Linked DNA regions of Homo sapiens: region 1 is linked to region 2. A link is a loop called in an ENCODE intact Hi-C map of the cell type or tissue named here. Cell type or tissue: endothelial cell of umbilical vein. All regions are shown on one strand. Links, peaks and the distances in the headings refer to the core of each region. The heading gives the core; the rest is flanking DNA. Region 1 overlaps LOC105378780 (a long non-coding RNA gene). Region 2 has its middle 13 kb from the start of LINC01702.

Region 1 (5,376 bases), core at 220-5,219, 55 kb before region 2:
GCAGATCTAAGTGCTTTTGCAAGTATACCACTCTCTAATGTAGGTCCTATTATTTACCCCATCTTGCAAATGAAAAAACTCAGATTCAGAGTAATCAGATACCTTGCCCCAGGTCATATAGTGAGAAAGTGATAAAGCCAGGTTTCAAACCCAGATTGTTTGGAACCAGAATCACTGTGCTTAACCACTATGCTGTATTGCCTGAAATACCAAGCGAGCAACAAAAACTTGCAATTGGGTTCATTTCAATGCTGTGGCAGACTTAGAAGTGAGGCTGGGGAGGCAGAAAGGGCCAGACCATGCTTGACTTTGTTGATAGTGCTGAGGGTCTGAACTTGATCCAAAGAGCAATGAGAAGCTAGTAAAGGGTTGCAATCAGAGAAGTGAAATAAACTGATGTCATTAAACTTCCTGCTACAAAACCAGATTCTTATGAGATCATCAGCACTAATCCCACCATGTCCCACCTCCCTGTTCACCTCAGTCACCTCCAGAAGGTCAAGTTCCCATCCCAAGTCATCTGGCATCACCCCAACCCTTAGCCCCATGGTGGCTCTGCACATCTGGTAATCTGAACCAATCTCCCCCACACTGTCCAGCCTCTCAGCAGCCTCCTCTTCTCTATTCTTAATCCCTTCTCAGAATGTTTCCCTCACCGCTTACCCCGTCTAGTGCCTGATTTGTCCTAAAACTTCCATTGCAGCTACTTAACAGCAGGTTGGCTTTTTTTTTCTTCTCATACCCTCCCCATGTATCTGGAGATGGGACAGGTGTGCGCCTGGCCTCCGATTGCCACTTCTAAGCCATTCGTTCCCTTCTTCAACCCCTCTTCCTTTGAAGTATATGTCATCGGACTTTGCGCCTCTGAGTTGCTGCCATCTCCTGCCCACCCTGTCTCACTCCTTTCATGAATGACTTTACCATCGTCTCATTTCTTTCAATTGCCACCATTCTTGGTTGCTTCAAAATTCAGTTGGCTTATCCATCCAATATCTCAGCTGCTTGTTCTTCAGCCAGCTCATACTGATGCCCTTTTCCCCCACCCACCTAGCTATCTTCTTCCTTGGTCATGCCCTTCCATATTGCAAGCCACACTAAATGCACCACCACTGAAATTGCAACCTCAAGTATACCAGCCTCTACTCCCAGCTCACTTTTGCTGGTCCTCCAGTGCAATATGTATGCAGATCTCATAGAGATCTTTGATTATTATTAGCGCTACCACTTTTTCATCAGACACCTCACTCTCAACCCAGCTTAGAGTCATGATTCTTTCTTACAACCACTGCCCTGCAAACTCTGTCCAACAACCTCACATGTCAAGCTCCAGCTTTCCAGCTATCATGCTTGCACCCAAGCAGCTGCATGTTTTTGCAGAATCCACTGATCATGATGATGGGATTCCTTTGACATATATGGACACAAATCTCAAGCCACTGATGGACAAACACTTTCTCAGTATCTCCACTTCCAAAACTCTTCACACCCTCTGTCTTCTCAAACTTCCTGTATCTTCTCTCCTTTCCTCACTTGCAGCTGATGGCCTTCACCTGCAGTTCACTGAGAAAAAGAGAAACAACCACCTAGAAACCACCTCATCTTCTTAGTAACAAAACTTCCAACTTAACTGGCCTGTGCCCACATGCTGGGCCTTTCCTCCTGTTTCTACAGAGGGCACATCCCTGTTCCCCTCTCAGGCCAGCTCGTTTCTCCCATCTTGCCTTCCCCTGGAGAGCACTTCTCTAAGAGTCTCCTCTCTGTCCTGCAGCACTGTTTTCCTTTCTACTGATTCACTCCACTTCCACTTGCCCTCCCTCTCCCTCCACAGAGGGTCAAGAATCCAAAGCCGATGATTTTCCCGTGGAATTGTGTGGGAACTTGTCAGATCTGCTGCAGAAAAAAAGATACCCAAGGATAGATGATCTACATAATCCCTCCCAACTCTGAGCATCTATAGCTTCTGCCTTTATTCTCATGGGCCAATAGTAGTTAGAGTTAGACATTCCTTCATCTTCCTCTACTTTTTTTTTTTTTTTTTTTTTTTTGAGACGGAGTGTCGCTCCATCACCAGGCTGGAGTGCAATAGTGGGATTTCGGCTCAGGCTTGATAGCAGAGGCTTGAACCTCCGCCTCCCGGGTTCAAGCAATTCTCCTGCCTCAGCCTCTCGAGTAGCTGAGACAACAGGCGTGCGCCACCATGCCTGGCTAACTTTTGTATTTTTAGTAGAGATGGGGTTTCGCCATGTTGACCAGGCTGATCTCAAACTCCTGACTTCAGGTGGTCCACCCGCCTCTGCCTTCCAAAGTGCTGGGATTACAGGTGTGAGCCACCATGCCCAGCCCATCTCCCTTCACTTCTGAGTGGAGGTCCCACTCACTTGGCCATGGCATTATGGTGAGGTAGTTTGCTGTGATGCTCATTAATGTGAAAGCCAGCTGGGTTTGGCCACCACTCCTACACTGTCTTGGGTGAGTGTGGGCAAGTTCTTTTATCTCCTGAGCCTTCATTTCCTTTATCTATAAAATAGGGATAATAATAAGATTTACCCTCATAGATGGTAAGGATGGAAAAGGTTAAAACACATAGCGTGCCTATCTTCATGCCCATAGAACCAGAAAAATATTAAGAGATGCCTCCCCTAAGTGGTGGTTAAAGTTATTATTCCCTCCTGTGAGCCCCTGGGTGAACAGTGCATTGTTTAAGGACCTAGGGCAGTTGTGTTTGTGCAGAATTCACTTCCTACCATGAGGCCTGTTGGATTTGTAATGGGCAGATTAGAATTTGTGAAAGTATGCAAGAGCCAGGATGTGAGAGGGCTGGATCCCTGGGCAGAACACATAATGAGGCAAACAAGTTATGCTGTTCCTGTTTTTGAGTTGCAGGGAAAGACCAAGGGCTATTTTTAGCTTGGAAGGTTTGGGTTCTGGGAGGGCGCTGCAGCCGTGTTTGTCACATTACGTTTTAACATAATACAGAGTCACCCCACTAAAGGGATCTGTTTCAGGTTGTTTTTATTAATCCAAGTGCCTTTTTTTCAAATTGAGATGTCCAGACTTAATGGGCAGCAAGCAAACAGTACCCAAGAAGCAGATTTAACCTAATAAAAAATAAATCCTTTGTTCTGTCAAGTTTCCATGAGGTATCCTAAAAACAGGAAAAAAAAAGTCATAAATATAGCATTGCCTTCACTTGAGTAAGTTGTTCTTTAGGGAAAAAATATTTTGTGATTATACTATTGTGTGTCTCACAAAAATAAACATTGGAAGTGTATGTTGTGGTTTAAGAATGAAGGCGAGACCTTCCCAAGGAAATTTTTTGAGCCATTTCAGGTGCAGGCAGATGTCTATCTGTCTTCTAAGATGACAACAAGCACAAAACTGTGGGGGAGGGGGCGCCTGGGGCAGTGGGAGATAATTACAGCAGGTACAGATAATTTGGGCTTGGCAGGTTAAAAACAAAATGTTGGGATTTTTATTCCGTTAGGATGGAACAAACAATGTCCTCCAAAATCAGACCCAACACATTCACTCAAGAAACCTTAGTTGAGCGCCTAGGACAGCCTGCTACTAGAGATACAAAAGGGAACAGATAGGATTGGTCCTTGCCTTAAGAGAGCTCATGGCTCAACAGAGAAGATAGATAAGAAAACAGTGTGACGGAAGCTCTGACCCAAGACATATCCTACTAGACCAACTCGACAACTTCCTAACTGCTTAATAATCCTAAACTTCAATTGCTTCATCTCTGACATAAGGCTAAGAATTCCTATTAAAGATCGTAGGTTAAACATGTGCCATGGGCTCAAAACAAACAAAACCCTCCTTTGTCCTCTTTCTTACGCTCCAAAATGAAAAGATTCCAAGAAAGAAGAAAGCATGGGACCCAGAAGTAAGGCACTCCAACCTAGGAGAGAGGCCCAGGGAAGGCCCAAGACAATGGTGCAGAGATCCTGGGGTGACAGCCGAGCACCCAGCATAGGGGCCACCTGTCTAGACCCAAGCTAGTTAGAAGGCCCCCAGAGAGATTGCCTCAAAAAGTTGAAATTGATAGAATACCAAATATATGTGGAAATGTTGGGAAAGTATTTCTGTCACAGTGGACAGGTTTGAGGCTTACTTAGAGATAAGTACACAGAAAATGAAGCCACTTTATTTATTTATTTATTTTTCTGAGACAGGGTCTTGTTCTGTTGCCCAGGCTGGAGTGTGGTGGCAAGATCACAGCCCACCGCAGCCTTGAATTCCTGGGCTCAAGGTATCCTCCCACCTCAACTTCTTGAATAGCCAGGACTACAGGTGCGCACCACCATGTCTGGCTAGTTTTTGTTGTTGTCGTATGCTGCCCAGGCTAGTCTGGAACTCCTGGACTCAAGCAGTCCCCCCACCGAAGTGCTGGGATTAGAGGCATGAGCCAAACTTTAAAAATAAGAAAATAATTCCAAAGAAAACAAGCAAAATAATGTGTGAGAAAAGTAACAAGTCTAGCGTACTAGATGACCAGCTATAAAAATACTGCTCTGGCTGAAATCGAGTTACATCTATATTAGATAGAAGAGGGGGAAAGCGTATTTGTATGTTGCACATGGTGCAGGCCGCTGATGGCAGAGCTAAATCCTCATCTTTCATGGTGCAAAGCCAAAAGATAATGCCTAAACTGAGAAATCTCAAAGTAGCAATATAAGCATGATACGAGGTGAATAACAAAATGAATCAGCAAAAATATTGGAGGTGGTTGTCTCTGGACCATGGGAAACTGCGCTGCGGAGATTTGGGGAAGCTGTGGGGAACGGGGAAGTAATCACTGACATTTGAACCAAAGTATGTAGAACTTTTTGGCTCTTTAACTACATGCACATATAATTTAGATGATCATAGCACCGAATTTGAAATAATAGCTATAAAAGAACACGGAGTGCTGGAATTCTTGCTGTGTTTATTAACAAACATAAAAGTCATGTGCACATCACATGAAAACTTTCTGAGAAAGAATTGCTATCACATGGTCTACCCAGGTTGGCCAGCCCTTCATATTATTTCTCAGATCTGCAAAGTCGGCTTGTTGATAAAACATCATCTGCTTGAAAGGGAGTGGGGATAATAACAGTGTCTACCCCCATAGGGTAATTGAGAGGGTTGAATTAGAAAAGGCACTTAGCCAGTGCTCTATGAATATTGGCAAGTTGTCCTGTTACCCTTCTCTGTTATAATCATAGATTGCTTTATCTCCAGGAGCAAGGAAAAAGGGCTTGCTCTCTTTACTTCTGTTTATTCCATCATACGGGATGGATGGCTGGAATGTTAGATGTGATAGTGAGCCATCTGGGACCGTAGTGGCAAGGCCACTCCCAAAGGATGGTGAAACTGGAGAAAAAAGGA
Region 2 (5,376 bases), core at 304-5,303:
CAGTATTAATTAGCACTTCACATAATAAAACACCTTACAGCTATAAGGGGATTTGATTTGATGAAATCATGTAGTAATAATTTTTTTATTTTTCCTGTCACAAAGGCAAGTCTTGCCAAGGAGTTTGGACTTTATACTCCAAGTAATAAGAGGCTGTCAAGGGATTTTAAAGGAAGGAGCGACATGGCAAAGTTTTGCTTCCAAGAACCTCTTCGTCTCATGCCAATGGGAATAAAGTAGGGATTCTTCTCACTGAGCTGGAATAACCTGCTTAGGGGTTAAAGGATCCAAACTTGCTTCCTTTGGGGCATGAAGGTTCAGTTCCTCGTGTTAAGGCCACGTGTCACTGTGGTTCAGACACCAGCTCTCTCCCAAGAGACCCCAGGAGACCGCATTCATTGCCTTGATGATTTCTCCACTTGAGGAGCCTGCTCTCCTGCAGGCCAGGAGACCTGTTTGTTGGCACTTCTCACCTGGTCCTTCTTCCCCAGGAAACCAGGCATTAACCAGGCACCCCTGAGAGGCCGATATATAACTACAGGAGGCCCATTTATTCGCTTACAAAGCGAAGTTAAGCTGGCAAGCAGACAGAACACTCTAGTACGGAGATCAGTCCATTCTCTCCCTGGAGGCAAATTACTGGAGAAGCCAAGTTATAACCAGAACGCCAATTTATTCATTTATAATGAGAAAATCAGCTTTCGAGAGTACTGGAAGTTCACACAAGCCAGAGCACTTTGTTCTTTCCCTGTTGAAAAACGAATACCCAAGAAGCCAAATTATCCAGAAGAGCGAGCAAGGAATTGTGGCAAAGGTTGAATAGAAGACCTATCTTTCGGCTGAATTGCTCAAAGCGCTCTTACCCACTAGAGGGTTTGCTTTGCCTGGCAAACCTCTTTGCTCAGGTCTGCTTGCCAAGCTTTCTTCTTGCCTGGACACTGAATGGACAGGCCTTGCCAGCATTTGCCCCTGAGACTTGTCATTTTCCAAGCTGCCATGGCTGGTCAGCTTCCTTCTCTTACAATGGGGTCTCCTTCCCCTAAAAGTAATTGAGGCTTGGTTTATTTCCTTAGAGTCTCAATCAAACCCAGTCTAATCTATTCAAGAACACACTTAAACACAATCTCTTAGATTTTTCCCACAAACGGTTTATCCTAACCAGTGTATGTGTGTTTTATTGCTTAATCCCTTACAACTTTTTATTTATTTATTTATTTATTTATTTATTTATTTATTTATTTATTTAGAGACACGGTCTCACTCTGTCACCCAGGATGAGTGCAGTGGCATGATCATGGCTCACTGCAGCCTCAAACTCCCAGGCTCAAGCAATTCTGATGCCTCAGCCTCCCGAGCAGCTGGGACTACAGATGTGTGTCACCACGCCCAGCTAATTTTTTTTTCTTTTTTTTTTTTTTTTTTGTAGAGACAGGTCTTGCTGTGTTTTTCAGGCTGGTCTCAAACTCCTTGATAAAAGCAATCCTCCTACCTCAGCCTCCCAAAGTGTTGAGATTACAGGTGGGAGCCACCACTCTTGGCCTACAAATTTACTTACAAATTCTCTGGGACTCCAGGCAGTCATTTTCTTAGGACAAGCAACAAGAGGAAATGAGCTCTGTTGAATAAGAAACTGAATTCCCCTTTGACACTCTGGGCATGGAAACCCTCCCTTCTCCAAAGGGCTGGAGTAACCCTCAGGGGCTTGTCCCCCAAGGCCCTATGAATGAAGCTGGATTTAGGTACATGGGCGGGAGGGAGAGCCTCAAACCATGGGTGGATTTGGTTTGATATGCATTGCAAGTTCGTCCTATCAGAGGGTGGAGAATACAGACCTTGAAGCCACACACAGCTGGGTTCCAATCCCAGCTTTGCTGAAGATACAGCACTCAACATCTCTGAGCCTCATCTTTAAAATGGGTACGTCATACCTCTATCTCCCAGAAAGGTGAAATTAAATAATAATGCACAACACTTGGCATGTAATAATCATTATTCCTTCCTCTTACCCGTCTCAATTTTTCCCATTACAGGAAATTGTTCCACAAAACGCTGCGACCTCTAGAAAAATGCTCCTTCTCTCCACTCTGCCCACCGCCACCCACCCAGGTATTTTAAAGTCAGTGAGAGAGGCCTAGCAATTACATTCCTTTTCTTTTCTTTTTTACAGTGTCTTACACCAAAATATTTACATTTGTGTATTTGATTCTAAGAAATAGGGTATATAGAGGACAGATGATTGACCATGAGTTGGTAGGTGTTGAAGCTGGATAATGAGTACAAGGGAATTCATTATATTATAGTCTGTACTTTGGGATATATTTGAAATTTTTTGTGTTAAGAATACTTTTTAAGGCTGGGCACAGTGGCTCACACCTCTAATCCCAGCACTTTGGAAGGCTGAGGCACAAGAGTCGCTTGAGCCCAGGAAGCGGAAGTTGCAGGGAGCCGAGATCACGCCACTGCACTCCAGCCTGGGCAACACAGTAAGACTCTGTCTTAAAAAAAAGAAAAGAAAAGAAAAGAAAAAAAGAATACTTTTAATAGAAAAAAATCTTAATGGTAAGTTACTATATGTCAGACACTGGTCTAGGAGATGGGGTTTAAAAGAATAAGTCTAAGCTTGCCTTTGAGGAATTTAGTTTAATGGGAGAGAAAACTGTGTTAATGGTCCTTTCAAGCTGAGTGATGAGGGTGAGTGAAACTTTGTGTTATGCAATGCTCACATATTCCACCCTGACGGAGTGCCAGTATGTCCGGCTACCAACGGTGGTGGCGTCCCCATGTGGCAAAAGTGTGAACACCACCTGCAAGTCACTCAGCCTTCCTGTATTGAACTGGAGAAACTCGACTAATTTACAGTGTGAGAAGCTTCTCTTTTCTTCAATATTTGCATATAAATGAGACTTGATTAATATATTTTGGCACATTGCTTCAAATCTGTGGCATAATTTAAATTTGCATAAAACTTGGCTGCTGAATTGTGATGATCTGTTTACTTCTCTAATAGGGTCCTCTTCCTCACCTCTTCTTTTCCCAATGGAGTAGAAACAGAGAGGGAATGAAGGAGGGAGGATAGAAAGAAAGAAGGGAGGAAAGAAAAAAAGGGGCAGATTAGGCAGAAAGACTGTTTGCTCTTCTCCCTCTCCTACCTCCCCAATGTCAAAGTTATGTTATACGAGGTTTGACATTAGTGATCCTCTCTTTTGTGCTGTGCAGTAATTGACATATAAGTGATGTGAAACCCTCATGCTGACTGGCCTCCCCATCTTGGGCTTATCATTTCACTTTCCAGAACCTATATTATAGATTTCTCCATCTGTTATATAATAAAGGAATAGCAGTACTGACCTGACTTCCCAAGGGTCATAGAAGGGTTACACCAGATAATGCAGGAGAAAGCCCTTTGAGCACAGTACAGCCAGAGACACATGTTAGGGGTGTTATTAGGACCACTGACATGGCAACCACAGCTGCCACTTCCTTATGACTCACTAGCCTCTTATATGAGCCCGCCTCACTATGAGGCCCTGAAGGGTGCTGAGCTAATGTTTGTAAACCACTTTAAAGAGGAGAGGGGCTTTAAAGCAGCTTGGAACACTTCCGATTAGATGACCTCTACAAGAGTACAAAGGAAAATAAATATGGACTTTCCTCTTCCTTTTAATTTTCTTTCAAAAAGAGAGACAACTAGCTCCCTCAGCAGTGTACACCACAGTGTTTGAGTTAGCCATGTGAGTACAGAAGAGTTTTCTGGGACAGGGTCATGAAAAAATATTACGGTTCTTTTTTTAATGGGAAAAGAAGTGCGTGCTTGTTTTTAAAAAATGCAAATGATATAGGAGTATAGAAAATAACAGGTAAGGCCAGGCACAGTGGCTCACGCCTGTAATCCCTGCACTTTGGGAGGCCAAGACAGGCGGATCACCTGAGGTCAGAAGTTTGAGACCAGCCTGCCCAACATAGAGAAACCCCATCTCTACTAAAAATACAAAATTAGCTGGGTGTGGTGGCACATGCCTATAATCCCAGCTACTCGGGAGGCTGAGGCAGGAGAATCTCTTGAACTCAGGAGGCGGAGGTTGCGGTGAGCCAAGATCACGCCATTGCACTCCAACCCAGCCAACAAGAACGAAACTCTGTCTCAAAAAAGAAACCAAAAAAAAAAAAAAAAAAAAAAGCTGGGTGTGGTGGCTCACACCTGTAATCCTAGCACTTTGGGAGGCCGAGGCGGGTGAATCACGAAGTCAGGAGATCGAGACCATTCTGGCTAACACGGTGAAACCCCGTCTCTACTAAAAATACAAAAAATTAGCTGGGCGTGGTGGCGGGCACCTGTAGTCCCAGCTACTCAGGAGGCTGAGGCAGGAGAATGGCGTGAACCCAGGAGGTGGAGCTGGCAGTGAGCCGAGATCGCACCACTGTACTCCAGCCTGGGCGACAGAGCGAGACTCTGTCTAAAAAAAAAAAAGGAAAGAAAAGAAAAGGTAAAAGCCCCATTTTTTCAAATATCACTTCACCCTTTCCCTAGAGGTAGCCACTGTTAACAGTATGGGAGTGTATTCTTCCAGTTTTTATGTAGATAGATAAATAGATCTTTCTGTGCATTCTGTCCTGCAATTTTCTTTTCTCACTTAACTCTAAATAGTAGTGTTTAAGAGTAGACTTTTACAAAGAAATTAAGAAGGAAATATAAATGTTTTACCAAGGGAACTACCCACTCAAATGTATTTCTTAATTTTGCAAGTAAGCCTTATTGTAAATAGGGAAAAGAAATAAAAGAGAAAATATATAATATTTTAAATAAAATCAAATGTGTTTCTTAAACCAAAACATGGAGTTGGAATGTTACCCTAGCTGCTGAGAGAAAACTATGCCCTGTACACATCTTTATCACATGTTTGTCCACCCAAACTAGAATGCGAACTTCTCCAACGTAAGCAGTATTCCCTGGACCTAGCACAATGCCTGGCACAAAGAAATGTTTGCTGAGTGAATAAATGAATAAACAAATCAACCGTGACCCTGGATTCTTGCAGAAGTTATCCATTAATTAGGCCAGGCACAGTGGCTCATGCCTGTAATCCCAGCACTTTGGGAGGCCAAGGTGGGCGGATCTCTTGAGGACAGGAGTTTGAGAACAGCCTGGCCAACATGGTGAAATCCCCATCTCTACTAAAAATACAAAAAATGTTAGCCAGGCTTGGTGGCGTGCACCTGTAGTCTCAGCTACTCAGGAGGCTGAGGCACAAGAATCACTTGAACCCAGGAGGCAGACATTGCAGTTAGCTGAGATCGCGCCACTGCACTGCAGCCTGAGCAACACAGTGAGACTCTGTCTCAAAAAAACGAGTAAGTTCTCCATGAATTAATCTCTCC

The links. Peaks named below come from ENCODE experiments on the same cell type or tissue, not always from the same donor. Only the 100,000 strongest peaks of a DNase experiment are listed, where the experiment ranks them.
Region 1: a loop joins it to region 2, with 4 times the contacts of the local background. A loop is called at or near these places in 2 of 110 quality-filtered maps.

What each region holds. Positions count from the first base shown.
Region 1 is chr1:67,588,017-67,593,392 of GRCh38, reverse strand. LOC105378780 (a long non-coding RNA gene) reads right to left here. Exons shown (of 4, transcript XR_947474.4): 4 at 2,996-3,145. Among named protein-coding and RNA genes, the nearest start is that of LINC01702, 68 kb to the right of the region's middle. In endothelial cell of umbilical vein, for the core only: no CTCF peak of the experiment used is centred there; a DNase peak (open chromatin) is centred at 2,852; H3K27ac peaks cover 1,187 bases.
Region 2 is chr1:67,532,985-67,538,360 of GRCh38, reverse strand. No RefSeq gene overlaps it. Among named protein-coding and RNA genes, the nearest start is that of LINC01702, 13 kb to the right of the region's middle. RefSeq lists an enhancer at 2,581-2,875 and a silencer at 4,841-5,135. In endothelial cell of umbilical vein, for the core only: a CTCF peak has its summit at 2,801 (motif pointing left); DNase peaks (open chromatin) are centred at 2,760 and 3,470.